Linked DNA regions of Mus musculus: region 2 is linked to region 1. The links are chromatin loops, found by intact Hi-C in ENCODE. Cell type or tissue: heart. All regions are shown on one strand. Each heading gives the region's core, and the rest is flanking DNA. Links, peaks and the distances in the headings are about the cores only. Region 1 has its middle 140 kb from the start of 4933406G16Rik. Region 2 has its middle 73 kb from the start of 4933406G16Rik.

Region 1 (16,695 bases), core at 5,329-10,328:
TCTGTCCATTGGTGAGAGTGGGGTGTTGAAGTCTCCCACTACTATTGTGTGAGGTACAATGTGTGCTTTGAGCTTTACTAAAGTTTCTTTAATGAATGTGGCCGTCCTTGTATTTGGAGCATAGATATTCAGAATTGAGAGTTCATCTTGGTAGATTTTACCTTTGATGAGTATGAAGTGTCCCTCCTTGTCTTTTTTTGATAACTTTGGGTTGGAAGTCAATTTCATTCGATATTCGAATGGCTACTCCAGCTTGTTTCTTAGGACCATTTGCTTAGAAAATTGTTTTCCAGCCTTTTACTGTAAGGTAGTATCTGTCTTTGTCCCTGAGGTGGGTTTCCTGTAAGCAGCAAAATGTTGGGTCCTGTTTGTGTAGCCAGTCTATTAGTCTATGTCTTTTTATTGGGATATTGAGTCCAGTGATGTTAAAGAAATTAAAGAAAAGTAATTGTTGCTTCCTGTTATTTTTGTTGTTAAAGTTGGGATTCTGTTCTTGTGGCTGTCTTCTTTTAGGTTTATTGAAGGATTACTTTCTTGATTTTTCTAAGGTGTAGTTTCCGTCCTTGTGTTGGTGTTTTCCCTTTAGTATCCTTTGAAGGGCTGGATTCGTGGAAAGATATTGTATGAATTTGGTTTTATCATGGAATACTTTGGTTTCACCATCTATGGTAATTGAGAGTTTTGCTGGGTATAGTAGCCTGGGCTGGCCTCTGTGTTTTCTTAGGGTCTGCATAACATCTATCCGGGATCTTCTGGCTTTCATAATCTCTGGTGAGAAGTCTGGAGTAATTCTAACTGGCCTACCTTTATATGTTACTTGACCTTTTCCCCTTACTGCTTTTAATATTCTATATTTATTTAGTTCATTTGTTGTTCTGATTATTATGTGTCGGGAGAAATTTCTTTTCTGGTCCAGTCTATTTGGAGTTCTGTAGGCTTCTTGTATGTTCATGGGCATTTCTTTCTTTAGGTTTGGGACGTTTTCTTCTATAATTTTTTTGAAGATATTTGCTGGCCCTTTAAGTTGAAAATCTTCATTCTCATCTACTCTTATTATCTGTAGGTTTGGTCTTCTCATTGTGTCCTGGATTTCCTGGATGTTTTGAGGTAGGATCTTTTTGCATTTTGCATTTTCTTTGATTGTTGTACCCATGTTCTCTATGGAATCTTCTGCACCCAAGATTCTCTCTTCTATCTCCTATATTCTGTTGCTGATGCTCACATCTATGTTTCCAGATTTCTTTCCTAGGGTTTCTATCTCCAATGTTGTCTCATTTTGGCTTTTCTTTATTGTGTTTACTTCCCTTTTTAGGTTTTGGATGGTTTTGTTCAATTCCATCACTTGTTTGTTTGTGTTTTCCTGTATTTCTTTAAGGACATCTACCTCTTTAGCAGTGTTCTCCTGTATTTCTTTAAGTATTAAAGCCCTTCTTGATGTCCTCTACCAGCATCATGAGATATGATTTTAAATACGAGTCTCGCTTTTTGGGTGTGTCGGGGTACCCAGGACTGGCTGAGGTGGGATTGCTGGGTTCTGATGATAGTGAGTGGTCTTGGTTTCTGTTAGTAAGAATCTTATGTTTGCCTTTCACCATCTGGTAATCTCTGGAGTTAGTTGTTATAGTCGTATCTGGTTGGAGCTTGTTCCTCCTGTGATTCTGTTAGCCTTTGTCAGCAGACCTGGGAGACTAGCTCTCTCCTGAGTCTCAGTGGTCAGAGTACTCTCTGCAGGCAAGTTCTCCTCTTGCAGGGAAGGTATTCAGAACTGTCTCCTGACTGAAGATGAAGGCCTGAAACAGGGTCTATCCCAGAAGATGTGTTACCTCTGCATTCTGCGTGCTCACCTGCATAGACTGGTCATTGAGGGACACATGTCACAAGATGGCTCTCTCTCACCTGCTCTGGTAGTCAGAGCCCTCCAGGGCAGACACCTCTCCTCTGATGGGAAAGGTGCCTAGATGTCCGGAGCCCAAAATGGGGTCTGTCCCAGAAGCTGTGTAGCTTCTGCCTGTCCCAGAAGCTGTGTCACGTCTATAGTCAGCACTCTCACCTGCGCAGACTAATCTCTGAGGGATCCGGGACCCAAGGTGGCTCCCTCACCTGCTCTGGCAGAGCCCTTCAGGATGGACACCTCTCCCCTGGTGGGGAAGGTGCCCAGATGTCTGGAGCCGGAAAAGAGGTCTGTCCCAGAAGCTGTGTCACTTCTGCAGTCTGCTTGCTCACCCTGAGAAGTCCATGGTCTCTGAGGGACCCAGGACCAGTAAGTTCTACCTTTTAAGCTGGCAGATGAAAATGACTATGCTAGTCATTCCAAAAGGTGCCAGTGTGGGTCCAGGATGAGCTCACTGGGCCAAACTCACTGGTGGCAAGTCAAGTGGATTCTCAGTGTCATCAAATTAAAATCTGAATGTCTGAGAGCAAAGCTCTAAACAGGATGGCTGTGGCCACATTGCCAGCATGGCTATGCCCTGCCATGCCTCGCTGATATACTCCATGTCACTGTGATAAACTCCTTTGAAATATCAAAGTACAAACAGCAACCCCCCCCCCCCCCGAAGCAAGAGCTCTGTGCTGTGCTGCTGACAGAAGCTTTATATCCAAGTTTTGGTTTACCTTCTTTTGTGGGTCTTGCAGCTATACCTTCCTCCTCGCCCCTTGACTGTCCTGCTTGACTCTTCATTCTCCACTCTGCCCTTCTCCTCATGTTTTCCAGGGAACTTTTTATGCTTCTCCTAGTTGACATTTCCAGCCTCCCATTTTGTTTTTAAACTATCCTGACCTCTGCCCTTCCTGCTGTCTGTTCTTCCCTATATGGCTTCATTGCCAAGTTCTCCCCTGTGTCCCATGTTTGAAGAGTCCAACTTCAGGATCACCACTTTCAAATGCCTCCATTTTATGGATGGGAAAGTCAAACTAAAAGCCAACCCTGAGTCCTGTGTGCATTCTCCACTTCTCTGGGCCAGGAGGATGGGACTTGAGTAACTGTCCAGAGGACCACAGGAAAGGAGCAGCTCCACAAAACCTCACAATAGAGGATGGTGGAAATGCTAGCTGCCTTTGGGTGGCTGATGGCATGTTAGGGAGACTTAGCATCCAAACTAGACAGTGACAGAACTACAATGTGTAGATCCTCATCGCTGATTATAGAACACTTCTATCTTGTCTCCCCAGCTTCACTCAATACTCGAGGAGAATACACTGAATACACAGGAGAGCTTCCACTTCATTAGCTCCCCCTAATTGAAGATAATTAGCATCCACTTATTTATTTAGAGATTAAGTATTCACCTATACTTGAGAGAGAAGTTGGCTCTATCTACATATTATGTCTGCCTGATGCTTCCAAACAAAAGTCATGGGATCCTTTTGGGGAGAAAAATAACCTTGACAATTATTCTAGGTGTATGGGTATCTGTGGGAGGTGGGACTGGAGTGTAGAGTCCATTGGGCATCCAGTACGAACCAGGATCCATGCTAGCACACTACAAGTGCCTTCCATTTGACCCCACAAATAATTGGAGAAAGTGGGAAATGATTAATAGTACCTTACACAGCTATGAAAACTTAAAGGCCTAAGATAACACACATAAAGATCATATGAGCCCAGAACATTAAGGTTCTAAAACCACTGTTTTCATTCAGTTATGGAAAGATTTGCCTTATAGAGAACAACTTATGATCAGGGTAGGTAAAAACAATCTGCTTTCTCGTGTCTGACAAATGACTTTGGGCTTCTTGGAGTAAGTGTCTAAATTCTGGGAGTAAGGTGGCTGTCAAGGGAGCCAAAGATATGAGGTGAGTGAAATGGGCACCAGGAGCTCAGGGACACCTCTGTCAGATCTAAAGATGTATCTTGAGACATATTTTAAAGACTTATTTTATTAGAGAGTGTGTGTGTGTTATGTTATAGTGAGTTGTGTGTGGGATCGTGTGGTCTGCAAAAGCAAAGTAGAGGCGTGCAGAGAGAAGGTTGTAGGCGACAGTTCTAGTGTGTTGGATGCAACAGAAGAGGTGAGGAGGTGATGTCTGGGCACTGGTTTCCTATTCACATGCAGCGTTGCAGAGATTCTCACTGTATGGACTGTGTTCTTTCAGATGAATCAGTTCCTCAAGGCCAAATCTCGTGGGGTGTGGCTTCATAAACACCATTCTGATGTTTCTGAGCCAGGCTCCGTGAGATGGGGTGAGATTGTCCTGGTGATGTAGGGGTACCCTATCCAAAGTTAGTAAAAGTTCTGAGCCACACAACCCAAGATAGCAGAGTCTGAGACACTAGTAATTTCAAGGAATGAAATTTTTCTTTACACGATCCAGGAAATGGAAGCTTAATTAAAATGATTGTAACAAAGTCTACTCCTTTTTCTTTAGATTCTCCAGCTCTAAAAGTGAGGATGTCAGATGGTCGGGGCCCCTTGATTTTGGGTAAGCCAACTGTAGCTGCTACATAGCAACAGTGGGACCAATGATGCTGGTAGCAGTGCTGTAGATGCTCGATGGCAACGAAGCCTCAAGATCCTGTGCTTAGCCTCTTCTTCACACAGGTGGCCTGGACCCTGGCTACTACTGCTATTCCCTGGGAGCTAGACCAATTCTTATGTTAGCAGCTACCCTCAGAAGCTGATCTTGGTGATGATGGCCATAGACTGGGCATAAGAACTGTTATAATCCCTGGGAAGTTCCCAAAACAGGGAGAAGACCATCTCCAAGAGCATGCAATGATCAGTGTTGGTAAACACTGGTCCACTCATTTAAAGATCAGTGTTAGAGGCAGGGAGAAGAGACAGTGCACTCTACAGCTAGGTCTTTAGAAAGTCTCAAACCCCTTCTCAGCTCTAGGTTCTAACTTGTGAAAATTTTAGATTTGTATGACTATTGTCTCCCTTTTCTCAGCGCCTGTTCTAGTTTCTGCTTGTCACTGAACGGGGCCTCTTCTATGCAAAAGCCTGTGAGCTCCTGCTTAGACTCTATGCTGTGGATGCACATAGAGTCACAGGATCAACTAAACCCACCTTTCCCAAGACAGTTATTCTAGATGCTCAGTAAAAAGAATTGTCTTTGCAGTAGTCCTAACAACCCCATCTGTGAGCTTGTCATCTCCTCAGACCTTTCTTTTCTATAACTCTGTTCTTTACCCATGGAGGCTTTGGCAGTTCACTATTGATCGTAACTGATGCTAGCAATCCTCCAGCAGTGACAGAGCCATGAGTGACCCTCAGAGGAAGAAAGATCTGTAGCCTTCTCCTTGGCTTGGCCATTCTTGTCTCCTAGACAGTGTTCCTTATAGATTAGTCACCAAGTCAACTTTGACGTGTTTCCCTACAGAAGATTAGAAACAGTTCAAAGTTAGTAGGGTGGGGTCATGGAGGAACTCTCTGTCTCTTCTCTATGTAGTATGTTCATACACTCTCATATATATATTGATACACCTTTACTCATGCATTAGTGTACACACACACTAGGTAGATAGATTGTGAAGGGTATGTGCAGCACACAGCTATGCTGTGCATATTGATTTAGTAGACACAGAGTGTCTCATGTGATAGGAGCCAAAGGAAGCCACATCAAAGTCCAGTCCACTTTGACCAACACTCCCTGCCAGGGGGCAGCAAGTCTGTTCCCTTGGCCTCTCTAAGGAAAGCAAGTCTCTGGAGACCTTTTTGAAACACACCAATTCTATTCCCAAGAGATGCAAATGCAAAAGATGAACATCCTACTGCTAATGAGGAAAAGCTGGGCCTCCTCTGAAGAACCTGTGCAGTGAGATGCTATGGATATCTTAAGGGGACTACAGAGGTAACTCAGGGGTTTAAGAGTCCCTCTTGAAACTATCCTGGGTTTAGTTTCCAGTACCCACATGGTAGTTCACAACTGTCTGTAACTCTAATCCCAGAGGCTGGACATCTTCTGGTCTTCATGGGCCCCAGGCACACATGTAGCAAAATACTCATGCACATACAATAAATATATCTAAAAATTTTAAAAGACATTTTAAAATAACATTTAATTTAATGTATTTAAATATAATGAAAGTAGAAAATGTTTATTAATAAGATGCTTGGAGTATATAGTTATGTTCAAATTTAATAACAGAATAAAATAATAGGAAAAATACTTTTTAAAGAATCTTGATCTACAAAAAGTGTTTCTAAGCAGTAAATAAAAGTGATTTGCTTTTTACTTTCCCTAATATCTTCATAATAAAATCATTTAATCTGTTAACAGTTATCAAAGGAAGATAGTCTAGTTTTTAATCTATTTAATATGACATTTTGGGAGCTGGTAGCATTCATTCATACAAGAGTGATACCACACAGGGTAGCAGAAGCATGCCCACAGGCTCCTTTGATCACCCCATGACTCCCTCTCCAGTGAGCAGTCAGTGTGTGTTGAGCATCCATAGATCAACACAATCCAGGATGACAGGGCAGGATTTACAGTTGCTTGTAGATTCTTCTTGACTTGTCTTTGAGACAGACATGGATATGGAAATCACAATTCAGAAAGGCAGAACTGTCACAGTCATGAGCTGTGGAGCCTGGGCCTGAAGTGTGTCTTTTGACTCTCACTACACTAGGCTGCTGACATTTTTAGTGCCCCCCAACAAGAAGACAGCAGAAGACACAACAGGAGTCAGAGAGAAGCCATCTGGCTGGGACTGAGACGTCTGTCCCTCTGTGGCCACCGCTGGATTCCCGTGTGCACATGCCCTCTTCTAAAGTGGAGTTTGCTTAGCTTTAAGCGGGTATATCGCATCCTGTTCCCTCTACTCAAAAGAGAGATATAAAGGGGAGAACAGTTGCCTTCAGCTCCAGATAAATGGCAGAAATTGAACTGGGCAGTGTCTCCCCTGGAATCCTGAGTCCAAAATTCGCAGACAAATCACCCAGTGCAGTGCAGGAGAACAAGAGGAAGTCCATTGTCCTTGCCAGCTGGAAAACTCCCACCCTGCAAGACCAAGGAGCACCATCTCTCCCCAATCAAGACATCCCAGGCATCCCTGCAGCTGCAGCCACAGAAGCCCCCCTCTCCCTCCCTCCCTTCCCGACGTCACCGGTGCACAGCTTTATTTTTTCTGGCCTACATTTTGAAGTCTCTCCACACTGATGGACTAAACTGGAAAGTATAATCCAATTGGCTCCGTCCAAAGCAGATGCCACATAATCACAATCACATTAATAAAGCTGGCGAGGGAATACGAAGAATTTGATGGGGTGGGGGAGGAGACACTAACAACTTCCAGAATGCTGGCACTGAGTACTTTTTTTCTAGAAACAGGTCCCGGGGAAGCCGGCATCCCCATCTTCTACACTTCAAATTGTATAAACTCCAAGAAAAAAAAATTTTTTTGGAGGGCGGGGAGGGTGATGCTTTTATTTTTTTTTGACTTTTTTTTGTTCTGTTTTTGTTTGTTTGTTTTTAGTTCAGATGAAGGGAGAAAAAAGGCAGAGAAATGCTTGCTCAAATCTTTTCAGCACTCGGAGTCTTATTTATGCACGGGGTTTCCAGCTGCACATGACATAAGTCGAGGAAAACTGGCACATCCTCCCACCACAAGTGCAGTAGAGCCGCAAGTTTGGCAAGTTGCTCTCGTTGCCAGATGCCTCTGCTGTTTCTGCAACTATGGATTCAAGGCACTCCAATTTTTTTCCTTGCTGGGAATACTTTCAAAGAAGAACACAATGTTTTGGGTTGCCTGGCCAAAGTTTAGCTGTACTTTTACATCTTTGCCAAACTTCCTGTTTTTAGCAAAAACAATTTATTATCTTGCTAGTTCTTTAGACCCCAGAGGATTTGCAGGCACAAATAACTACTTGATTTCTGTGTCTTTTCTAAAAGAATCTCATTCCTTTTCCCATAATTATCTCATAGATGCTAGGACAGGAACACATTTAACTTTTTGGGCGTGCTACCAAGGTGTAGAAAAGGTTTTAATTATTCAAACCTTTATAGTCTGAACTTTAAAGAACTGACAGTTATTTTTTTGTGTGTGTGGGCAAGGAAAATAATTCTTTTCAGGTGGTTTGGCAAGATTACAGCAGTATGGCATGTGTATCATACAAGCGAGTTTGGCGTCAGTTTGCACTGGGGACTCGAGATTAGATTGGGGAAACTTTATTAATCAGCAGCAATCAAAGAAAACATTCAACCAGACACTATGTGTGTGCATGTGCATGTGGGGGGGGGGGGTGTGTGGGGGGCAGTAATTGGACAGGGCCATGCTGTGTAACACACCTGGGTGTCAAATTCATGATCCTCCTGCCTCAGCTTCCCAAATGCTGGAGCTTATAGGCCTGTAACATCATATTTGGCCCAGTCACACATTTTTGATTGAAAAAAAAAAATCAACTTTGTTAGGTGATCACACAACTCCCCTCCCCTTGATATGACCAGAAAACCAAACCAAACCACAGACTAAGAGCCTTCTCCTTCCTCAATTGTCGGCAACCAGGCTGACTACCAACCTGTAGATAAAGAGAAAATGCAGTTCACTACTAGATTAGAGATGACTGTGGGTAACCTTAGCATTTTCATGAACAAAAATGTCCTCAGTAAAAACAAAACATTGCTGCAGCCACTCACATAAATGGATAAAATCAGCAAACAGGATCAATCGGGGCCTGCTTCCTGACGGTGGCCTGCAGTAGTCCTATGAAACAGTGCAGCCTATAGCAAAAAAAAAAAAAAAAAAAAAAAAAAAAAAAAAAAAAACCATGCCAGGGTAGAAGAAAACTGAACTTCGGAAGACATAGCCAGGTACAACGTGTCTTTCAAAATTACTTCACAGTACCTGTGAAGACTAGAAAACAGATCGTAGAAATGAGAATAAAATTAAATTAGCAGATCTACTTAGGAAACAGTGAATAGTAACGAGACAGCGCAGCATGGTCCTATAAAGGACTGGCTTCAATAGTGGCATCAATTAGGATGCTCATGTCCTGCTTCTGGTCTTTTTCTCCCCTCCCCCACTCCTCCTCTCACTCCCCTTAGTCCCCCTTTCTCCTCCTCTACCACCTCCTCCCTTTCTTCTTCCTCCTCCTTCCCTCCCCCTCCTCCCTCTTCTTCAATTGATACTTTGTGATTCTCTTGAACAAAGTCTGGCCAGAAAACAAGATTTAAGTCAAGTTAGCCATTCACCAGGCTGAAGCACACACATAAAGAGAGAACTGAAAGGGAAGATTTTGCTAAGGAATTTCCTCCATTCAAGACCTCTCAGGCATTGCAGAGAACAAGGCTGCAGACAGCCTGAAATTTGTGACAAAGTTTTCTGGAGGTGAAATTCACCTTCCTCACTAACCTTATGGCATGTGCTTTTAAAGAGTTATTTTTAACATTTCAACATAAACAATGCCAATGCTGAAAATAGGATCAAAGGAATTCTGTCTCCATGCAGACTTGCCAAAGACCAGAGCCAGGGCCAGCAAATGCGAATAATAGGCAGTGAGTATGAGTTTCCTTTAAAGGAGAGGATGTGACTCTCAATATTGCTTACTCACAAGCCCATTAATATTCAAATAAAGTGAACATGCTGTGTGTGCAGGTAGTCACTGTATCCTGCTTGCTGTACAAAGGTCTCTCTTCCAAGCCTTCAAAACAAACTCAGCACCCCAAAGACCTAAGGACACCTTCACTAGACTTCTCAAATGAACAACTAACCTAACACTTGAAGCCTATGATATCAGAATGTACTACAAAATTGACACTATTAAAAGCCTTGGATATGTGTATATTTAATTTGCCACACTGTGCTGTTTTTGAAATTTAGGCAAAATTGTTGATCTCTAGGGAAATCATTACTATACATTTGTTATTATGGCATGCCCTTCGTTTGCAATGTGAATTTAAGTAAATAAATTAAAACAACAACTTTATTTTTGGTAAATATCTACTATGATAGGATGTTTCTGATATTATATTTAAATCCAGGAGAACGTATTTTGTATATTAAACATAAAGCAGAGCAGAGGACTATCAGAGAAGATTGCTAAGAAATTTTTGTGGGTATTAATCACTGCCTTATTGCAAATGGGTTCTAGGTGATTTACAAAGATGTATAAGATACAGCTACTCTGCTAAAACTATAAGTGAACAGAAAGTAGAAAATGAAAAGTACCACAATAAAGGGGTAAGATAGAAACAACAATGGAGCAAATATTGCTCATAGATTTCTGTGGCTGAAGTAGATCCAAATCTTGGTCTTGTTAGTTTCAGGGTAAAAATAAACCTTGCTTTATGACTATATTAGACTGATGAGTAACTGAGGCCTGTAGAACTTTATGCTGATTCAAAATGCTTCACAAATTATTTGCACAGGATGGTTTCTGGTCTTCTGCAGTAATTGTTGTAGTAGTCCATTAAGCAGAGCTTGACCACAGTAAGTCTATATTTCATTATGGTAATGCATCCAGTTCCCCTGGCAAAACTGCATTTGCTGTGTTTTATGTGGAAGTCTTCTGTGCCTATCCATCTGGAGATGCTGATTGGTCTAAACTGACTTTGTCCTTCTAGGGCATTGAATCTTAAACTGCAGTAACAAGACAGAATAAAGGATTGGGATTGATCCCCACTACCACCAGTGGTTGTGTACTGCTGAGAAAATGACGTTTGCCCTTTGCCTGGCCTTTGTCCTTAGGGATTAGTGATTAGTTCTCTCACCTCCCCATTTAGTCTTTGAACTTTCTACTAATCACTCAATGATTCTTTAGGCTTAAGGTCTGTTGCCTACAACCATAGAACATTAAATGTCATACCATGATCCTGGCAACTGTGTCAGGTTTCTCCAAAGGAACACAGCACAAAAGAATAAATATGTATTACAATAGAGAATTTATTAGATTGACTTTTACAGTTGGGACTATTAGGATGTTGGACCAATAGGATAGTCCAACCTCCATCATCTGCATGCTGGGGAGACTGAGAACCCTGTACTGCTCAATCCACAGGGCTAGACATCTCAGCAGTTTAAATCTGATGCTGAAGGCATGGAGGATTCAAATGCTAGGTTTTGGTCAATGTTGGAAGGTGGAAGAAATTGAGTTCTGAGAGCAGTAACGGTGGCTCAATAAGTAGTTGGATAGATGCACTCATCAGCAAAAAAAAAAAAAAAAAAAAACAAAAAAAAACAAAGGCAAGCAAGCCTGGGTTTCATCAGGCCTTCTTTAACTGGGCTACCTTGAGAAAGTGCTGCCCGCTCTTGGAATGGGTGCTTTCTGTAATGTATATTCTCCCTGGGAATACCTTCACATACCAGCCCAGAAGTATGTGGCTCCAAGCACCATCAAGTTGCCAGTGAATATTAACCACCACAGTAACTTACATGCAAATGGATTAAATGATATGTCTGGAATTCACATGGACATTAGGCAGACTCTGTGATCATATTTTCCTTTTCTGCCTTTGTATCCCTTTAGTGGCTAATTGAATAAATAGCTATTGATAGAGAGAATTTCTGTCCATCTAAAAGTTCTCCTACAGTGGCTCACAACTTTCCCAGTGCTACAACCCTTTAATACAGTTTCTCCTGTTGTGGTGATCCCAAAACAAAAATGTTACTTCACTGCTACTTCATAACTGTACTTTTGCCACTGTTGTGAATCTTAATGTAAATATATGATATGCAGGATCTGTGACAACCCCCTCCCCGCCCCCCACAGAAGTTGAGCCACAGTTTGAGAACTGATGCTCTACTGGACGATCCCCCTGCCACAATTATGTTGCATTTTTTTATTATTATATTTTGTTTTATTTAATATCGGCTTTTCTTTCTTGTGTTGGACATAGGTACATTTAGGAAATATTTACTAATATTGCAAAATCTGCTATTTGTTATAATAATGCCTAATGTCAGCATTACTAAAGTCAGCACGTGGGGCATGTTTCACAGTATTATAATTCTGTGTGGCTGACAAGAATGGTTTCTCTCTTGGAAAGTTCTAAACTCGAGAAATGTGGAATGGGACTCCAAAATATCCAGAATGGTGCTGAGAGTCTGTGAGACCATGGGAGAGGTGGTTTTGTTATTCTAGCAAACATTTCACAAAACTGAGTCTCCAAAGATAGAAATGAATTTATGAATAATACCCTAGTTTGAGCTTACAAATATCCATGGTAGAATAATCCCCACATGGTCAGCAACAAGCTCGAAGTATGTTGTGATAGAACACAGAACTGGGAAAAGATATGAACAAAAGACTCTTAAACCTGTGCAAACTGGCTGCAGACCCCACCTGAATCATGCTCTCTAACTAGGCCTAAATGTGCCAGTGGCATTTTACGGTTGTGGCTTCTGACCTGCTTTTAGAAGGAACATTTGCAGCCTCGAGGCTGAGGCTCAGCTCTCTAATCAATCAAGTACATGATGGGCAGTAGAAGGCTCTATCTCTTGGAGAATCTTCCTCTGAAGCATCCAAGGGAGAAGAAATGAATCATTGTGAACAGCCTGGATACAGAAAGAACATTCTTTAGTCTCCATTCAAGAGAATGTTTCTACTCAATGATAAGGTGATATTCTTTATCTATAAATAACAACAAAAAAGGTGAAACAAACCTGGATGTTTCTTTTTCTTTTCAGGGTTGTTTATTTGTTTGTTTGTTTTAAAGAAAGTGACCCCAGCTCAAGGCAACTTGTACTAACATGACTGACTGGTAAGGAATTCAAGCCATAAATCTAGCAATCTGCAAATGAACACAGTTTCTTACCAGATATATCCATCTTAGGCAAGTAACATAGGTTTCAGAGTCTCAGCTCCCCTGCAAAATGGAAATGACAACAGAGTAAATGCTTAGGATCTGGGCCAACAGCAAGCCACACTGTCATAACTCCCAGATCGACTAGCCCATCCTTATTCATAGGGCCCAGTGGATTTGGTTTCTCTATTCCAAAATCTTGCAACTTCCTGCAGTCTATTCACCTCAAAATAAGGATCTGACAGATGGACATCTGAAGAAGCTCAGCCTCAGAGGGTGCTTTGGACAGACGAGAAGACATGGTGACAGGTACTGGTGACTAGAAGACACACATGCTGACAGGTACTGATGAGGCACCCTTCCCACGTTAGAAGGAAGAACACAGGCCTGGATATGGTTCTGAAGGGGCCTGTGAAGAGGTTGGGCCAGAGAGTAGAATGTCTGTCAACTGGAGGCAGTTGATCTAGTTGTTTCTAGTAAAGCTCATAACTGCTTCCTCATCTCCCATGACCTACTGTGTGTCCTCGACATTCCTCGTCATGGAAGAGTATCCTGACACTAAGACAAGGTCAGTTCCCTTCCTTAAATTTAGCCCTCCGAGTATCCTGCTGCAATTCCTACACTGGAGAGTAGATACATTAATTTCATTTTAATGACTATAAAGTGACTATCAAGGCTGAGAAAAGAGATACAAAATGAGATGCCAGGACATTTCAAAATAAGTATTCCTTCAGCGTCCTTCCTTCGGTTACCTTTGCTCTACGGAGCCCTTTCTGATTCCTGAACGTTCAGAGATATTCCTACTTTATATGGACTCTACGTGCCTCAGTAAACGGGGGTGGGGGATGGGGAGGAGATAATCAGGGCCCCTTTCCTTCCCATCTGCCCCGCTCCTGAGAAAATCCTGACTAGGACCCTTGTAACAGATCATTCAAAAAAGCCAGCCATGACAGTACTTCCAAGAACTCCAGGGAGCAGCCTGGCCCCAGGAAGCTGGACCAAGCCTCTCCTTCAGCCACTCCCTGACAATCAGAAGGCTCCAAGGCAAATGAATCCATGCAGATACCCAGGATGCATCAGTGGTTCCACTCAAGTGATGTGCTCAGGCACCTCCAGGGTACATTAGTTGAAGTGGCTACAGCAGCTGGTGGCTCCTCTTCAGGCATAATTTATCTATTGCACTTTACTTAATGTGCAAAATTAAATTTATGCTGAATCCATGTGTATTACCTACTGTGCATGAGCAGCATGAAATACACCATAAAAGAAAATCAGCACGGAGCCATGCTCTTAATTGCTAATGGCTTTCAACACACTTCATTGTGGTCTAACCCAACTCAGGATCCATTCTACCTGAGAATCTTGCTCACATCAGGTCTGAAAGTGCTTATTCCAAGGACCTTTGGGAGAATGAAATGTCATGAGTACCTTTAAGTAAATTTTTCTAGAGTTCTTTATGTCACAAATTCTATACTTTTCCCTAACATGATCTGTACATTTTTGTCTGTCTGATTGTTTGTTTATACAAAGGACATAAGTTTCATAAGGAGCGATAAGAATCAGTGAGAAATATTCTTTAAGTATAAAATAATCCAGGAGTCAGTCCCATTTCTGTTATCTCTGTAGTTCTGGTTTCATGCATGAAAATGTTGGAATTAGGATGACTGGTTTCTCCCCTTACCTAGAAGAAAAATCTGTGTAACCAACTGAAATAAAAAACAAAAGCAAACAAACAAACAAAAAAACTTCACAAATGAATCTCCCAAAAGAGCTTTAGGAAATCTGGTCAATAGGCCCTTTCTCACAGTCTAAACTGGCACAGAGAAGAAATTAATTCAAGTTTGGAACCTGATTCCAAACAAAGAATATGTTTGAGGAATGAGGCGGGCGGGGGGGGGAGGGGGAGAGACAGAGACAGACAGACAGACAGACAGACAGACAGACAGAGAGACAGAGAGATAGAGACAGAGAGATAGAGAGGTAGAGAGAGAGAGAAAGGACATGAACAATGGAAGAACTTAAACACAATTATGTGTCTGCCAACAGTAATTATTCAAGTGTTTTCCATGTTCCTTATAATACTGAAGTATGCTTTGTACAACTACAGAGAACATTTTTTTTTATGAAAAAGAAGTTAGTTGGCCTGAAATTTATATTTATGTTGGAGGGCGCCCATTTGCAGGAATGTCATAGTTTTCTCTTTAAAATAATTTGTAATTATCCTTGCTTAGAGGAGAGAAGAAAACTAAGGAAACCAGTGACCACATTTCTTTTTAGATGTCATTACTATGTAGTTTTAGGGGGAAAGATTAGTTTAAGAACTTAGAAAATATATCAGCTTTTGAAAAATAGGATTTTTACAACAAGGAAAAATTTGTTATGAAGAAGTAGGGTGGTAATTTTGTTTCTTATTTGTTTAAAATTGAAAAATCAAGACATTATTCTTGGAGGATAAAAACCTGACATTTAAAATGTTTTGTTCATTCTAGTGCTTCTGAATTTTATGTAACTTGTGGCTGAAAAACTGTAGTGTAGATATAAATTCTGGCTTTCACACATAGATACATACACACATGTGCATACAGATGCCCCTTTTGCTCTGCTCTTAAATTATAATGACTTGAATAAATATCCATGGAGAAATGTATTACTTCTAGCTTTGAACGCATTCTGTTGCTTTACTGACTTGTGGTAATAAATATGCTTCTACAGGCCAGATTCACAGGAGCATTGGATCAGTCCCTCCTGAGAAGGTGCGTTATGTCACACTCCACTCAGTAGGCTATGAATTGAGCAATTAGCACACACAACCCTCAAAGCTGAGAAAGGCCATCTTATCAGAAACCCAGTGACAGGCATTATACAAGGGAACAGTAGAGTTGACCAGTGCACACACAGTCTAGTATGTGCACATACAGATGCACACACGGTCTAGTATGTGCACATACAGTTACATATGCACATACAGATGCACACACGGTCTAGTATGTGCAGTCTACTACAAGGCTGTGGTGGTCTGAATGTGCAAAGCCCATCACAGGCTTATAAACTAAACACTTGCTCTGTGTTCAGCTAGAGGGTGAGGTCTACTCAGAGGCTTTGTTCTGAGGGTCCAGATCTGAAGAGACCCCCATTCTATGTTCCATTCTTCCCTGCTTCCAGGCTGTGGTGAGGGGCATGGCCTCCTTCACCATTCCAGCCTATAGGAGTCACACATCCTTAGAATGAACCGTATAAATGGTGAGCCAAGAGAGACTCTTCCTACTCTTTCAGCTATTGCTCTTAAGTATTAATTAGCACGACATGAAAATAACTAGCAGGGTGGCAAATCACAGGAGTTTAAGATTGGCTGTGAGGGTGTTGAGTTCTAGCAGGCTTTAAGAGATATGGAGGCTATGATGAATTTGACCTTTGTCTTGGGAAGTGAAGGTGTGGTGCTGAGGGGAAGGAGGGACACCGCAGGCAGCGGTCTAAACAAAAGATGACCTAGATTAGTAAGGGAAGGCCACGTCCAGGCTGTCGAGTTCTTAAAACATAGCCTTCGTTTCTAGCCCAGGCTTCTCCAGCCCGACTTGCAGAGGTGTTTTAAGCATGCATGCACACTCACCTCCTGTCCCTCTGTAGCCACAAAGTTCATTTTCATCACCATGGATTTGCTCTGCCCAGGAAGAAAAACTTCCCGCCCTCCTCCACAATGAGGAGAAGGCTTGAGCTCACATCTTAACCTTCCCTTCCTGTTTTATATATGGCTTAGCTACAAACATGGCCACAGAGAAGCAGACATTGTCTAGTTCATTTCAAAGTGGCAAATGTATGGTTTTAGCAGGTATCTTTTGGAAATGTATTTTTCCACAGGATCACTTCCTTTTCCCCAAGCAGGAAGGCCCTCCCACTCCCTGCCCTTGCCCTGGCCCTACCCTTCCTCTTGTTCCTTTCTCTCCCTCTTCCCTTCCCTCTCTTTCAACTTCTCTCTGCTCCTTTCTTCCTCTCTCTCCTCCCCTTCCTTCTTTC
Region 2 (16,695 bases), core at 4,862-9,861, 65 kb after region 1:
AAGAATCATGGTTTCCTGTGCTTGCCACCCAGGGCTCTACTAAATTGAGCTGAGTTGACAAACATATTTCTAGTCTAAAACCCAAGCAAGAGGTCATTATGTTCTCTGGAGAAGGAGTCCGGAAGGAAGAACAAAAACATCAGTTACTTGCAGTCTCAAGTTTGATGACATGAAAAGTGGAGGGGGGGGGGGGGAACTAGAAGAATTTCAAGGGCTTTCCTACTGCTCTCTAAAACTCTGAGAAAACTAAAAAGCCAGTTTCTCTCCTGGAAGTCTGGATAATAGCATGAGTGCAGCTGACTCTTCCATGGAAAGAAAAAGACAATCTCAACCCATTGGAATATTAAACTAAATTACACAAGTGTAATTACATTAACTCCTATAATTAATTGCATTAGATTGAATAGTACAGTGAAAATGTACGGAAAAGATAGATCTTTAGTTTACTCTTCTGTTAAGTAACAAAAGTCAAATTCCCAAGTATTGCTTCTTTCTGAGAAGAAATGCCAGCCAGAGTGGGATGAGGGTTCTTGTATGCTGATAAGTGCAGAGGACTGGACGGCAGTGGGCCACCTTCTTGCCTCCCGTTTCCTGTTTAAAGTTTTCATTTGCTTATTGTGTGTTAGGAGATGCATGTACAAGTCACAGTGAACGTGTGGAGATCAGAGGACACTCTGAGAGAGTCAGCCCTCTCCTTTCACCATGTGGCCTCTGCGGATCCAGCCCAGCTTCCTTTTTCTAATTACAACAGATAAGACATTATGAGTATCTGTGCCAGGCGCTACAGAGTGGGCTGTAGAGGAAGCCCATCAGCCCCAGAGCGTGTCAGGTGAGGTATCAGTGTGATATGCAGAGAGGTCACATGGCTAACGGACAGCACAGCTGTTGGGGTTGCCGACGAGGGGGCATCCCTTCTGAGATGTAGCTTCACATTAAGTGCCATGGGGTCTGAGCATGGTGCTCCATCCTACAATTCCAGGCCTCGGGAGGCAGCAATGGAAGGATCGTCACAAGCTCCAGGCCGTAGTGAATGCTTAGCCAGCTGGTACTACATCGTAGACGCTCCCTCAAAATACTAAAAGCATGCAGACAAACAGTGGAATACTGAAAGCACTAGAGAGAGAAGGAAGGCTCTTGCTTTCCTGTCTCAAATGGGAGACTGATGTCATTTGTTCAAGAAGTGTTGAAAAAACTGAAAGGGTGTACATGATATTAGAAGTACCCCAACCTGAGGCTTGAGGGGGGACTTGTGAATTAAAGGATGCTTCCAGGGAAAGTGTCTCCCAGAGCTGAGTCCTAGAGTAGGAGAGGTGAATGAACATACCCAAGACGGATGCAAGAATCGTTTTCCAACTTTCCATTCGTTTTTCATATCCAGAATCTTCATCATGAAATGAGTAAGGGAGTATGTGTTACCTAGAACCCTCTGCACAGGAAATAGGACCCAGTTTGACACCACAGTTGTCACAGTGAGCCACTCTGGCAGCTGAGCCAGTCAGTAAACAGTGCTCCTCTGTTCTCTCTGCCTCCAGGTTCCTGTTTCTGTCTCCTGTTGTAACTTCTCTCAATGATGGATCGAGACCAGAGAGTTGGAAAATTAAATAAACCCTTCTTCCCCAAGATTCTTTTGGTCCTGGTGCTTATCGCAGCCACAGAAAAGCAAAGTAGGGCTACGTGTTCCCTAGTAAATGTAAGGGAAGCTTACATCTCTGGGAAGATCCACGACTCTGTTGGGACAGGTTACATGTGGCTTGCACATAGCAATAAAAGGTATCCTGGGGGTTAAAAAGAAGGACTTACTGACTCGCAAAGCTATATGCATAATTTATCAGCTAAAAGGAGAATGGCATTTGGGAGTGAGTTCCCCACAAACAAATGATCTGCGTCTCAATGAATCGGGCACTGAGAACCTTTTCTTAGAAGCCATGAGCACATTTTCATTAACGAAGAGTTTATATCTGTGTGTACATTCAAGGAAGAGAAAATGAGACACCGTGGGATGCAAGTCCACCAGTGAGTGAATATCTTATGGCAAGATTTTTGCCTGAGAAATTAAAATGATATTTGAAACATAAATCCTGGGTGCTAACAGCCCTCTTTATAAGTACATGCCAGGGTCAACAGGCAGTGTGTTTGCAAGGAGGCTGTTTCTAAAGGCCAGTTCTAGAGTTCTGAAAGGAATTAAAAAAAAAAAAAACAAAAAACCAACCCTGCAAATGAAGGGGGAAGCCCACAGCAATAGAAGCCATCAGGGCTTAGGTATGTTACAGATACGGTAGTATTGCTTTATTATAATAGCATACAGGCCCTGGCAAGGCCAAAGCATGATCTCACAGGACCAACCCAACCCAAGAGTTCCTTTCCTAGAATTGGCACTCAGGGCAAGCAGTGGTAATCCTGAGAAGGAACCAGGCGAACGAGCAGGGGCCTTGGCCAAAACCAGACAGACTGGGGGATTCTTCTGTCACACAAGACACCATTCAGGCCGGCCTTGTAGGGCCTTTTTTTTAAACTTTCAAGCCAATCGTCCCCTGGGCTTTCTCATTCTGTCTTCTCCTTCCGAAAGGAGCCTTCGGGGTCCAAAAGAAGCAAACTGCTTTCCAATTTTTTTTTTATCCCAGTAGTGGAAACTCGGAAATGCAGGCTGTAGCGGGATGGTAGTGGCCGCAAGCAGCTGGGTCCTTGGCACAGGCTGCAGGGCAGAGAGAACCGAGAACTTTAGTCCGGGGTAGGCTTGCCTCTGCAAGCGCATAAAAACGCTTTGAAGATAAGAAGACTGCCCGCAACCAAATGGAAAATGATGGGTGGCCAAGAAGTGTCAGGAGCTGTGGCAATGAGGAGCACCTGGAGGCGGGCTGTCTTCACTTAGCTCATGTTTCCACAGGGCTCCGGTTGGCCTGCCAGTGGCTGAAGCAATTTAGATGTTGGCTGGAGACAGCTCACAGCTCAGAGTCTCTCTCTCTCTCTCTCTCTCTCTCTCTCTCTCTCTCTCTCATTCTCTCTCTCTCATTCTCTCTCTCTCATTTTCTCTCTCTCTCTCTCTCTCTCTCTCTCTGTGTATACATGCGCGCGCGCACACGCACGCACGCACGCACGGGTGTTTTCATAGGCCTGGAAACCAGGTTCTCTGGTGTGTGTAGGGGGTTCTTCCATAACAGTTTCTGGGAGACCTTCCCCCTTGATGTCTTCTGGTTGGCACTCACAGGGAAGGGAAGGTTGCTTTTTAATGGGCCCTTCAGCAGCACATTTGCTAAATCGTGGGCAATATGGAATAGGCTAGCCTGACTCCTAAACCAGGTAAATTCGAGAATATTCCATAAAAATCGGAGGAGAAAGAGGACAGGAAAGGAACAAGGAAAGAAGGGAAAGTGGGGGAGGGAGGGAGGGAGGGAGGGAGGGAGGGAGGGAGATATATCTGTTTGAGGGAGAGAGAAAAGAAGGAAAGAGAATAGGGAAAGAAGTGTGGGTGGTGTGTGTGTGTGTGTGTGTGTGTGTGTGTGTGTGTGTGTGTGCGTGTGTGTGTTTTGGGGGGTGTCAATTAAAAGAAGTTCCATGGCTGTGTTCTGTTAACAGCATTTCTAACAGGTGGTGAGAATGGAAGAAGGGGCATCCAAATGGGAGTTTCTTTCTTTAATTATTATTTTTTTAATTTTCAGAAGAAGCTTCATGATCCTCTGTCTAGGTCTGTAAGGGGCTCTGTAATCACAAACCCAGACATTTTACCACAGTTGTTTTCAGTGTTCTGAAGCAAATACCAGACTGCCTAGTGGAAAACTCAGCACATACGAGAGTTCATATATATATATATATATATATATATATATATATATATATATATGGCAGACAGAGAGCCTGATGGAAAGAAAGATGACCACAACATCTGGTTTAAGGAAGGTGTTACACTTTTCCAGTACAACCTGTAACAACCAGTCCTGTTGCCCAGCCTGTTACAAATCCAGGCACAGTGTTGCCAAGATAAATCTGTTAGAGTTGTAACCACCTGGAGAAAAACAAGCAATTTATTCAATGACAACTTTGCCTCCATGATTTGGGAAATAGAGAGTTAAAAAATAAATTTGATTATATATATATATATATGTATATGTATGTATGTGTATATATATATATATATCCACTGATGTAAGAAATATTTCATGTTATAAAGAGACATTCCATGGATGTTGTATTTTAGTGGGAGATAGGTAATGAAGAGTCTCTCTCTCACACACACACACCACCCTTAAGGCAAGAACCAGCCTACAATCCCATAATACTCATCTCTTAGGATGTTTGTGCTAGGATATGGAAATGAGATGAAGGACAAGACCCCAGCCTTGAATGGAGAAACCCTCCTTGTGTTTGCCTCTTTCTCCTCTGCTTCCTTTTGTCAGCATCCCAGTTCTCCTGTTAATGAATGAGTAAAGTGCCTTATATATGTTGCTAAAATCTGGGTCTTTAGTGTCCCCAGAGGTCCCTGTGCTGAAGGCTTGACTCAACACAGGCACTGTTGGAAAGGGTGGACTAGCAGCAGTCCCTTCTGTCTTCCTTCCTTCCTGGCTTCCATCGGAGCAGCAGGCTTTTCTAACACAAGCTCTTCACTACGACGAGGCCCTGTGCTACCCAAGGCAGCAAGCCTAAGAGAACATGTCCCTGAGTCTCTGCATGCTTCAGGACAGATTAAGGCTTCCCTGATCTTCCCCAGCAATCAAAGTCTAGAGTATGCGTGAAAACGTATCTTCCAGTCAGATACATTTTCTTGCCATGATTTCAGCTCTCCTTTTACAAACACACTGTGAGGACATTCACATAGATTTCTACTCCCATTTTACAGGGGACGAAAGGCAAAGCAGAGCGATTAGAGTCACACAGCACCTCAGCGAACATGTGGAAAGGAGCCAGTGAACTCCCACTCCAATCCCCTGCCAGTGGACTAATTCTTGCATTTTTTCTACAAGTATTTCAGCGGCCCGTTGGTGAGGACAGGGGCATGAACTAGAGTGCTCAGTCTGAATGACTCTCCAAGGGGAAGGCACTGTGTTGAAGCATTACCCTCAGGTTTGTGAGTTTGAAATTAAATAAGAACCCAGTCTTGGGCTAGAGAGATGGCTCAGAGATTCATAGAAGTCACTGCACTTGCAGGGGACCTGGATGGAGTCCTAGCACCAACATGGTGGCTCACACTCATTTGTAACTCCAGTTGCAGGAGATCCAATGCTCTCTCCTGACCTCTCTGTGTGGTACACATACACCCATGAAGGCAAAGCATTGACATGGCGAATAAAATCTTTGTTTTAAAAGAGAAAGTGGTAATAGGCATCCAAAGATTGCCACTTTTATTAGCAGAACTCCTGGCAAGTGTTGAATTAAGAGCTCTTAACTATGAAAGGTCTGGCTTTGTGGGCTGTGATAGAGGGCTGAATGGTCTGGACCCGCTGATATTCTATTTGGCTAGTCCATTTGAACATGAAGAGTGAGCAGTTTCCCTGTCTCCCTACGTCCGTACACAGTGCTGTGCTGGAACGCTAAGTGTCACATGGATGGTGAACAACCAGGAAGTCACTTCCCCAGCCCAGCACCCATTGAGCGCTGTGCTGCTGCAGCCTGTAAGTAACTTGGCTCTCCAGGAAAGCCTGGAATCCGTACTAATTCACACCGCCACTGCAAGAAAGCTCTTTGTCTCATCACTTACACAGAATACCTGGCAAAAATAACTGGATAATGGAAGTATTTATTCTGCTTGTGGTTTCAGGGATGATGAGTCTATCGTGGAGTAGAGGGCATGGTGACAGGAGTGGGCCATATGCAAATGATCTACCCCCTCACAAAAGAGCACCACCAGTTGGAGACCAAGTGCTCCAATGACCTGTGGGGAACAGTTCACATTCAAACAACAGGAGTGAGCATATGTGGATGCTACTGATGCCTTTATGTCCCTTAAAGACCTTTGGAGACAATAAGGGAGACTGCTGTGTTTAAAATCACACCAGGTTTAAGACCTATCCTTTGACTGGTTCATCAGTGCATAAAGAACTTAAAAAAAAATGTTCTTGGTTATTAGAACTTTCAGCCACTTTTAGAGCTTCATAATCTAAGATGTACTGTCCTTAATCCATGGAGATATTCTACCTGTTGTCTATTTTAAACTTAGAAAACTGGATGGAGACAGCAGAGTAGACTATCTTATTTCCATGTTATGGTTGAATTAACTGAGAAAGTTGACAGGAGAGCTGAGGCCTCTGTGACCTCAAACAGGACACTTGACATCTCATTCCTTTAAGACATTACTCTGTGACACTGGATGAAGAGTGCCTGGGAATGCTCAAAGTCTGGCCAAGACAAATCTCCAGGAGCCACATGTAGCAACTAAGCACTTGAAATGTGGCTTATCAAGATTGGGGTATACTGGAGTCCAAGTTACACATGAGCCTTGAAGTCTCGGCACAGATTAAAACAAAACAAAACAAAAAATACTCTAAAACCCACGATATTTCATAATAACTATATTGGGCCTGGGAATGTAGCTCAATGGTACAAGGTTTTGGGTTTAGTTTTCAGCGACACAAAACAAAACAAACCCAATTGTTTGGAATATGTGTTGAAATGATGACACCTTAAACAGGTAAGATTAAGTATAACATATCAAAATCAAGTTCACCTATTTCTCTCTCCTTCATTGAAGGTGGATATTAGAAAACAAAGTCGCACATGTGGTTTGCATTACATGTCTATGGGATGGTTCTCATCTAGACAGAAAACCTAATATTTCTTTGGAAGCGTGTTGAGGATATAACCACTCACTTCCTATTGCATTGAAACTTTCCTAACAGAGAGCTCTGTGCCCTCCATTCTTTTTATTACAATGCAAAGAGATAGAACCTTGTGTTGACACATACTCTTGCGTTTCCCAGGACCTTGTTTACCAGAAGCCATGGAGAGAAGGAGGCTGTACTTAGACTTTGTTTTAACAAATGATGTAAAAATTACCAGAGCAATTGCACTTAAAAAAATAATAATTCAGTCCATTGCTGGGATCTGTTCCAGAATATTCTCTTATTAAATTGATTTTTTTTCTTCCAGCATGCAGGTGAATCCTTGTTTCCTTGTTTCCTCTCAGCCATTCGGGAGCCTCTCAAGATAACCTCATGCATGGAAATTGTCTATGTTGGGGCCCAGAGATAATGGCAAGGCAGAGCACTGGATGCCCAGATGTTAGCATCTGATTCCAAATAGCAATGGGTATTTACAGCTCCAAGAGGAAAAAAAAATGTTTCTTTCTCTTCTTTTATTTATTTATTTATTTATTTTATTGTATTTTAAGCATATTGCTTCCAGAAACTGCATCTGCTGCCCAGGAAGCCTGTCGGTTTGACATGCTCAGCAAAATGCATGAAGAACTCCTGAGTGTCACAGTGTTTTGGTTAATTGGGTAAAGATAAGGGCTTCTGAATAGCAAGAGTCATTTTGCCATATTGGCCTGGTACCCAGGGACGTGTGATTGAAAAAAAGTGCGGCTGTCTGGATGCATCTGAACGCTTGGTTATTTCATAAAGCTTGCACTGTGTACTTGGAATGCACATTTGCTCTTATGAATAACAGTAATTGTTTGGCTTGGCCTGCTTTTGTGTGACCGCCAGCTGGCAATGACTAGAACCGTGACACATGACACTCCAGCTGTGTCCACATGTTTCTGCCTTGCAGTATCCACTTATATAATTTGCTTTTTTGATCAACAGTTGAGCCATGCAAGGAAACTCATCATGCTATGCATGCCAGCTTACTTCCCTGCAAATCCCCCTATCACAGTTTCAAAAAAAAAAAAAAAGATTTTCATTATTCCTTGCTTATTATGGTGGGGCCGAGACTTCATTAAACATGGTGAAGTAAAAGATATATTCCTAATTGAACTGGAGTATTTTTCCCTTGAATACACATAATTACAAGACAATAGCTTAGCATTTAATCAAATGAACCATTAAAATAGTAACTAATGATGGTCTTACGATGACTGACAGACATGACCCAACTATCTTTAACTTTCTTTCCTATTTTATTAGGCTTGCTATATTAGTCGTTGTAATTAGGTTCTTATCAGGATGTGATAACTACCTGGGTTGGAATAAAGAATCTTATTTGCTTGGGTCTTAAAGATTCTGTTGTGCTCCAATTTATTTTCTTCATAGAGATTTGTAAGAGGCAAGCAGAAATTGAACTTGACCCAAAATATACTTGTATTTTTATTACCTTTTCCTGTGAAACTGAAAACATTCACTTAATCCCTCCTTCCTGATACGGAAGAGTGGAGAACACACACAGCCCTTTCAGCTCTTGGGAAAACTCTAAGTTATGCAACCCTGGTACCTTATGGACATTCTGTTAAATTGGACCACTGTCGTTGCTAAAGTGCCCTGTCCATTTCTTCCCATCCTATGTTTGGGCTAACACATAGCTGAAGTGGTTACGAAATACCTGTGTAGCTGGCCAAAGAACCACATGTTAACAGCGAACAGTACTCTGCAAAATCATTCAAACTGGCTATAGGAGATATTTTACCTGAGGAAGGAGAAAAATTTCCTTTACCCATTACTACTAAAGTCACACTGTCTGACTCACGGAAACAGGCAGAGATATGGCCATATTAACAGCATTAAGTACAGTAGTTTCAAAAATGCTTCGTGTGATAAGGGAGCAGAGACAATTCCATGTACCCTGTTCTCAGAAGACATGCGATTTTAGTTCAGGAGCTACCACTAATTACCACCCTGTCTCTGGAAAATAAATTCCTTACTTTTACTTTTGACTCATTTTTAAATTGACAAATAATCATGTACCTGTGTATGGCATAATTATAGAGTTTCTAGGTGAGTTACAGATACATCTCTATGGTATAAACATAGCTTCTGGTAAAAAAGTTAAATTGTATTGTAGCAATTTTGAAGTAAATAATACTTCATTGTTATTAACTATGGCTACTGTACTGAAACTGTTACTCTAATCTACAGAAAGGTGGTTGGTTTTTTTTTTTGTTTGTTTGTTTTTTTTTTTTTTGTCAACATCTTTCTTTTCCTCCTAGCCCCTTACACATAACCTCTGGAAATAACCAGCATACATGGTTTCTAGAAAATTAACTTCTTTAAGAGTTGATACAAGTTCGATTCTACAGTATTCTTCTTTCTGTGGCTGGCTAATTTCACTGAGCATAATGGCATTCACGTTTATTTATGTGACTAGCAATGATAGAATTTCCTTTTTAAAGGTAATATAATACTATATTACATTTATCTATATTATTTTGTTTATCATTTTAGTCATTAATCTACGGTCTTGTTTCTGTAGATGGAATTGCTGCCATGAGAACTGATTAACAGGTGCTGCTTCACCATATCAATTTTGATTCCTTTGCACATACACACAAGAGTAAGATTGGCTTTATGCAGTGACTCTAGTATTAGCTTGTTGAAAATCTCTGTATTATTTTCCACAGTGGTTTTGTTAGTTTACATCTCTATCATTAGCACACAAGCATTCCCTTTCCTCCATGTCCTCACCAAAGTTGTCTTTCATGTTTTTAAAGGAACAGTCATGAAATGATAGCTCATTGGGCCTTCAACTTGCATCTTGGTAGTACTTCTTTGCATAATTGATGATTTCCTGTTAGGATTGATATATAAAGTTTCCTTCCAGCAGCTCAGACATCAGGCCATGGGTCCTACCTGGTGACACTATTTTGGAAATATTATTTTAGAAACATTAGGACTTGGCTCTATCTGGAGGAAGGTCACTGGTGTTCTTGAGCTGTCTTGCCCCAGGTTTATTCCTGTTTCTAAATGCTTTCTCCATTAAGCAGAGTGGAGAAGTTTCTTACTATAAGCTTTACTGCCAGGATATTCTTTTACACAGAGACGTGGTGCTAAGAAACTGTGGACTGAACTAAGAAGTCATAAGCCAAAATGACATTGCCGCTGCACCCCCAACTAAGTTGTCAGGTATTTTGGGCAAAGCATTGAAAAGCTAACTAATGCACCTTTTCAAAGTCTTTCCAGATCTTGCCTGTGCACTAATATGTGTCTTGTCTTGTCTTGTCTCGTCTCGTCTCGTCTCGTCTCGTCTCTTCTCTTCTCTTCTCTTCTCTTCTCTTCTCTTCTCTTCTCTTCTTTTCTTTTCTCTCTTTCTTTTTCTTTTCTTTTCTTTCTTTCTTTTTCTTTTCTTTTATTTCTTTTTTTTTGCAGCAAATATCTGTTTTTTTTTTCCAGAAGAATAGGAAGTGAAAAAGGAAGAAGGAGGGAGATATGATGGTTCAAATGAAAGAGGAAAAAGGAGGGAGATATGGTGGCTTAAATGAAAGAGGAAGAAGGAGGGAGATATGATGGCTCAAATGAAAGAGGAAGAAGGAGGGAGATATGGTGGCTTAAATGAAAGAGGAAGAAGGAGGGAGATGTGATGGTTCAAATGAAAGAGGAAGAAGGAGGGAGATATGGTGGCTTAAATGAAAGAGGAAGAAGGAGGGAGATGTGATGGTTTAAACGAAATGATCCCCATTGTCTTGGGCTTTTGAATACTTGACACTGTTTAGGCAGACTTAGGAGGTGTGACCTTGCTGGTGAACTCACTTGCCTCTGCAGGTGAGCTTTCAGGGTTCAAAAGCCATGCCATTCTCAGCTCTCTGTCTCTGTCTCTCTGTCTCCCTCCCTCCCTCTCTCTCTCTCTCTCTCTCTCTCTCTCTCTCTCTCTCTCTCTCTCTCTCTCTCTCGCTCCCTGCCCTCACCCTGCTCTGTATGTGATTTTTTCTCTCTCCCTGTCTCTGTTTGCTGCTTGCAATTGAACATATGAACCCTTACTATTGCTGCTTGTGGCCTCTCTAGCCCTCCGTGATGGTTGTAGACTCTTATTCCTTTGGAACCATACACCCCAAGTAAGCCCTTACTTTAGTCCTTATGTGCTGCCTTGGCCATGGTGTTTTATCACAGCAATAGGAAAGTAGTTCATAGAGATGCAGAAGAGAGAGTAGAAGAGGGGTGAGAGGGGTGTGGTCTTATCCTTCCTTGCATAGTAGGTCTTTATGAAGACCTAGTAGGACAATAATCCCAGAAGAAGTAGACAAATGGGACATATCCCATAAGATGTCAAATAATTGTTCATGTTTAAGACATAGTGAAACCAGCTCAGGAATCACAACTACTTGCCACCATATGCCAGGTAATAATCAGTATATTGTTAATGCTCAAGATGTATACATGCTGATAACCCTAGGCAGAGGGGGGGATATGCCACCTTCATGGCTATCCTGGTCTAAAGAATATATCTTAGAAAACAAAGAAACAATAAATAAATAAAATGGAATGGATGTCAAAATTAAAGGAAGAATAAATCTTATAAATCTACCTTGTTGAAATCAAGAGATGGCATTAGCTTTCTCATACTAGCTGATATCTTCTGATGAACATTTGAGATAGAAAATCTGCTTGAAAATTTGACACAGCCAATTTGCCAATAAATTTGTGGATGCAAAAGTATCATAAACCTTATAGTTGACCCATTCATCGTGTTGATTAGGAAATGAAGCCATGACAAAAGGCATTATTCACAAGGCCACTTGCTAGTAAAAGGACCCAGGATTCCCATGTGAGTTGATTTTGTTCTCTGTTGGACCTAGGAGGAGACAACAAAGGTAATGGCTCACAACAAGAAATAAGTACTGTCCTGGAATATCTTGTTGCTGTGGGAAAATAGGAGGAGGAGAATAGACAAAGTGTCAGACACTGGTCCATGAGATCACAGGACAATAAAAACCAGGGTTAATAACCAGAAACAAATGGTTGTCACATTTCTAGAAGGTTTTAATGAGAGGCATGGCGGGACTTAGCAACTGGTTGTTGGGGACCAAGCAGCAGTAGAAAAAAACAGAAAAGAGCTGTGTTGGAACTATTACCCAATCCGAATCAGCAGCCCCATGGGAGCAGTGGCCACCAGCGTAAAGAATATAGGAAGCACAGTCTGTCGTCAGCATTTGCGAACAGTTAAAGGGATTTGGAGCTAGAGGATATGGAACTGCAGTGGAATCCAGACAGTGGAGATGCCTGGAGTCAGAAGGCTGGCATTGTCATGGTTCTGGGTGGTCCATCTGTTTTGGAATAAGACCCCAGCCAGCAGCTGGAGTTACCAAAACCAGGAACCAGCTCTTAGTGGAAGAAGCTTGCAAGAGCTAGACCCATCACAGCTGTACAGTGAGCACAGTAATGAAGAACAAGGGTCAGATATCCATCTCTCAGCCAAGTGAGCTGGGATTCAGGGAAGACTCTGATCTGAGTAGGGTGGTTGGCCTGAAGTTTCTGGGAACTAGACCACCCCATCTTAGAAGGAAGAAGGCACAGAGGACAGAGATTGCCCCAGGCCCACTATATATTTATGATTGTAGATTATTCTACTTCCAGTAACTCAGTCTCCTCAACTCCTAACACTCTTTTTTTCCTTTCTTTTTATTAGATATTTTCTTTATTTACATTTCAAATGTTATCCCCTTTCCTAGTTTCTCCTCCAAAAATCCCCTATCCTCTCCTCCCTCCTTCTGCTCCCCAACTCACCCACTCCCTCTTCCTGGCCCTGGCATTCCCCTATACTGGGGCATAGAACCTTCACAGGACCAAAGGCTTCTCCTTCCTTTGATGACTGACTAGGCCATCCTCTACTACATATGCATCTAGAGCCATGAGTCTCTCTGTGTGTTATCTTTGATTGGTGGTTTACTCCCAGGGAGCTCTGGAATTACTGGTTAGATCATATTGTTGTTCCTTCTAAGGGGCTGCAAACCCCTTCAGCTCCTTGGATACTTTCTTTAGCTCCTTCATTGGGGACCCTGTGCTCTGTGCAATGGATGACTGTGAGCATCCACTTCTGTATTTTCCAGGCACTGGCAGAGCCTCTAAGGAGTCAGCTATATCAGGCTCCTGTCAGCAAAATCATGTTGGCATCTACAATAGTGTCTGGGTTTAGTGGTTGTTTATGGGATGGATCCCCAGGTGGGGCAGTCTCTGGATGGTCATTCCTTCAGTCTCTGCTATGAACTTTGTCTCTGTAACTCCTTCCATGGGTATTTTGTTCCCCCTTCTAAGAAGGATCGAAGTATCCAAAGTTTGGTCTTCCTTACTCTTGAGTTTCATGTGTCTTGCAAATTGTATCTTGGGTATTCTGAGTTTCTGGGCTAATATCCACTTATCAGTGAGTGCATATCACGTGTGTTGTTTTGTGATTGGGTTACCTCACTTAGAATGATAAACTCCAGACCCATCCATTTGTCTAAGAATTTCATAAATTCATTGTTTTTAATAGCTGTGTAGTACTCCATTGTGTAAATGTATCACATTTTCTGTATCCATTCCTCTGTTGAGCGACATCTGGGTTCTTTCCAGCTTCTGGCTATTATAAATAAGGCTGCTATGAACATAGTGGAGCATGTGTCCTTATTACAAGTTAGAACATCTTCTGGATATATTCCCAGGAGTGGTATTGCTGGATCTTCCAGTAGTACTAGGTCCAGTTTTTCTGAGGAACCGCCAAACTGGAAATCAGACACACACACACACACACACATACACACACACACACACACACACACACACACACACACACACACACACACATATACATATACAGGGTAGAGACCCTACCTGTTCCCCATATAGGCCCACATGAGGTCATGTACATAATCATTGAGAAAAATAGATGTGGAGATGGTAGCACATATCCAGACCCCTGTGCTGTACTGGATAGCTATTATAACTTGTTTCATGACATCAAGACCTTGCACCATCTGCTTTATAGAACTGAACAGATCTGACTGGTGACTCCAGCAGATGCAACAATGTGATTACAAAGGAAATACTTAGTCAAAGACTTAACTCAAGGTAGCTTGCCTAAGGTGTAAAAGAGCCTGGATTCAATGACGAGGTTAAGGGAGAGGGTCAGTGGGAGGAAGGGTTGGAGATAGGGATCACAGCCAATTAAATTTTCAATTATATGAAGTTATTCAGAAATAAGTTCAGTAAAACGTGTAGGTCTTGGTTTTGGTAGTTTTGCAAGCTGCTAAAAGGATTGTTAAGCAACTGAAGATCTGAAAAAGTAGCCTAAAGGGGTAAAAAAAATTCCCTAAAAAATTAAACAAAGAGAGGAATGGACAAATACATTATATTTGTACCGTGCTTAGTGTAAGATTACACAGCAGTGGGAAATAATAAATGTCCACTCTGAGTCACAGTAACAGGTCTAATTTTTAACTAAGAAGCTGAGGAAAAAAAAAAAAGAGTACATGTGTAAATGCTGGCTCGGAATGTTTACAAGAAGAAAAGTGACATTCCACTGATAGGCAGCATCCGAACGGCAACTCTGGAGCTGCTGACTGGAAGGGAGGCCTGCAGACAACTTCTGCTTATTTGTAATGTGTCTGCCTTCGCCTCAGAAACCTCCGCACCACTCTGGCTCTCAGAAGAACACCGCATAGCTGTGTGCATCTGAATGTTGTACTTCCACTGATGTGCGATGCGCTTTGCAGGGTGCTCTCTCCACAAAGTACTGCAGAGCAAGCACGCAGAAAGGCTGACAGCCATAGCCTAACCAACAGACAGACAGGCTTGTGAATGAAGGCATCATCACAGGGTTCCAGTCTCTGACCGATGTACAGGAAAGGCAAGCTGTTTGGGTGTTCTCTGCCCAAATTCCTGACCTACTGAAACCAGGGGACATAATAAAAGATTGATGAAGGTGATTTATTTGGTTACAAGTCCACCAGTTTTCAGTCTGCTGACAATGTTTTGCTGGGCTGTGCCTGGCTCTAGGTTGCCATCTTCCAAAGTTTTTGCTAATCTAATGGTTGATAAACAGCGCCCTACTGTGTTTTAATATCCTGACCTTGGTGGAGTGTTGTGGTGTTTAATTATGGAAGAAAACAGCAATCTGGTTCATTCTACTTTTGTCTCTGATCATCAGTGTCTTTGTCTGTGGTCATCTATCCCTTCTTTCTGAAAAACAAATAAGGCATTTATCTTGGAAGGAGTTAGGGGCAGCATAAGTATTGGAGATAATATGTATAATAACTCTTGGCCCATGGTAGACTTGTCCTATGTGCAGCTAGTGTTGTTGCTACATGTGACTCCCACCTGAGCTAGGATTACTGAGTTACAGCCACAAAGTTCAAATACAGAGAGATATTTGTAGGACAATGGCTGCTGCTACCAGAGTGGGGAAGACTTACATAAATAATGTATTTACCTTTTCTGAAAGTAGATATCTTGTACTTGCAAGGTTTGCTCTCTGATTGGTCTCGGATCCTGAAAAAGGTCTCATGTGTCACTTAATGCCCCTAGAAACATCCTCCAGCTCTTCTGAGGACGGAATAAACAGTGCACGAGAAAATGCTTTCCAAACCTCAAACTCTAACTTTTGTTTTCTGGATTTAAACCCACAGGTCCCAACGATCTTTTCTATCAGGTCTCATTTCCTTCTCTAGTCCTCTTTTCATTGGCAAGAAAGGAATTCAAGAGCCTTTCATACCCAGTTGGTCTCAACAGGGCTTCTGCAACTCCACAAACAGAAGGCTTGAAGTCATGCTTCATGTTCACACAAAGAAGAAAACAGCGCAGATGAGAGTTAGCAGAAGAGATATAAACTAACAGTTAGGGCCCAGAACAAGTACTGACTCCTGCTGGCCCACTCACCAGAGAAAACACCGAGTCTTACCATGTGTGTGATTGGTGTGTAGCTGCATGCTGCAAGCGCTCTCTGGAGTCGTCACACCCTAACGTGGCCAAGGAACTGTGTGATCATGACTTCATTTCTCCAGGGTTTATGCACTTTGGCATAATTTTATGAAAACTAAAGATTAGGAGAGACCAAGTAAAGACATTTCTAAGCTTCTGCATATTTAATCTTTTGGTGATAGAATATGCTTTTTGCCCAAATCTTGCGTCTGACTTAGGCAACCACAGCTTAGCAATGCTACCTCGTTATGACAGTCAGGAAACATGAGCACCCACCTTTGTTTCTGAGCATGGAGTCCCGTTATAAGGCAATGTCTGAAGACGATTCTTTGCAAAAGCACTGTCATATAGTTGCTGACACACGAGGCTCTTGTCCAGCAATCACTGTGACTCCCTTTCTCTAGGTCCTCAGCCTGCCTAACACTGTGACCCTAAACTACAGTTCCTCATGCTGTAGTGACCCCCCCCACCACCAAAATATTCGTAACTACTACTACTACTTTATAATGTCATAACTGTCATTTTACTCATGCCAATTGTAATCATAATGTACATATCTGACATATGATTCCTGTGAGAGGATCATTCAAACCCCAAACGAGTCGGAACCCACAGGTTGAGAACCACTGTTCTAGGGCATGGACCAGTTTCTCCTTTCTTTTCTTCTTTTTCTCCTTTAAAGTTTGTATTTAATTAAAATATATTTATGTCACTTTCCTTTTCCCTTTCCTGGCTCCAGCACCTCCTATAATGTCATAACTGATAACATCTTTTACTTTGATTATAATTATTTTACACATACATACATACACATACACACACATACACAGAAAGAGAGAGGGGGGAGAGGGAGAGGGAGAGAAAGAAAGAGGGAGAGAGAGAATCTGACGAGTGATGAGTCTGTTTTGGTTGTTTATGCATATATGGTTTCAAGGATGATCACTTTGTA

Evidence for each region. Hi-C counts contacts between places; a loop is a spot of excess contacts. Peaks named below come from ENCODE experiments on the same cell type or tissue, not always from the same donor. Only the 100,000 strongest peaks of a DNase experiment are listed, where the experiment ranks them.
Region 2: a loop joins it to region 1, with 2.7 times the contacts of the local background. A loop is called at or near these places in 3 of 42 quality-filtered maps.

Annotation. Positions count from the first base shown.
Region 1 is chr11:19,195,079-19,211,773 of GRCm38, reverse strand. No RefSeq gene overlaps it. Among named protein-coding and RNA genes, the nearest start is that of 4933406G16Rik, 140 kb to the right of the region's middle. In heart, for the core only: no CTCF peak of the experiment used is centred there; DNase peaks (open chromatin) are centred at 6,973 and 7,583; H3K27ac peaks cover 327 bases.
Region 2 is chr11:19,129,520-19,146,214 of GRCm38, reverse strand. No RefSeq gene overlaps it. Among named protein-coding and RNA genes, the nearest start is that of 4933406G16Rik, 73 kb to the right of the region's middle. In heart, for the core only: no CTCF peak of the experiment used is centred there; a DNase peak (open chromatin) is centred at 7,624.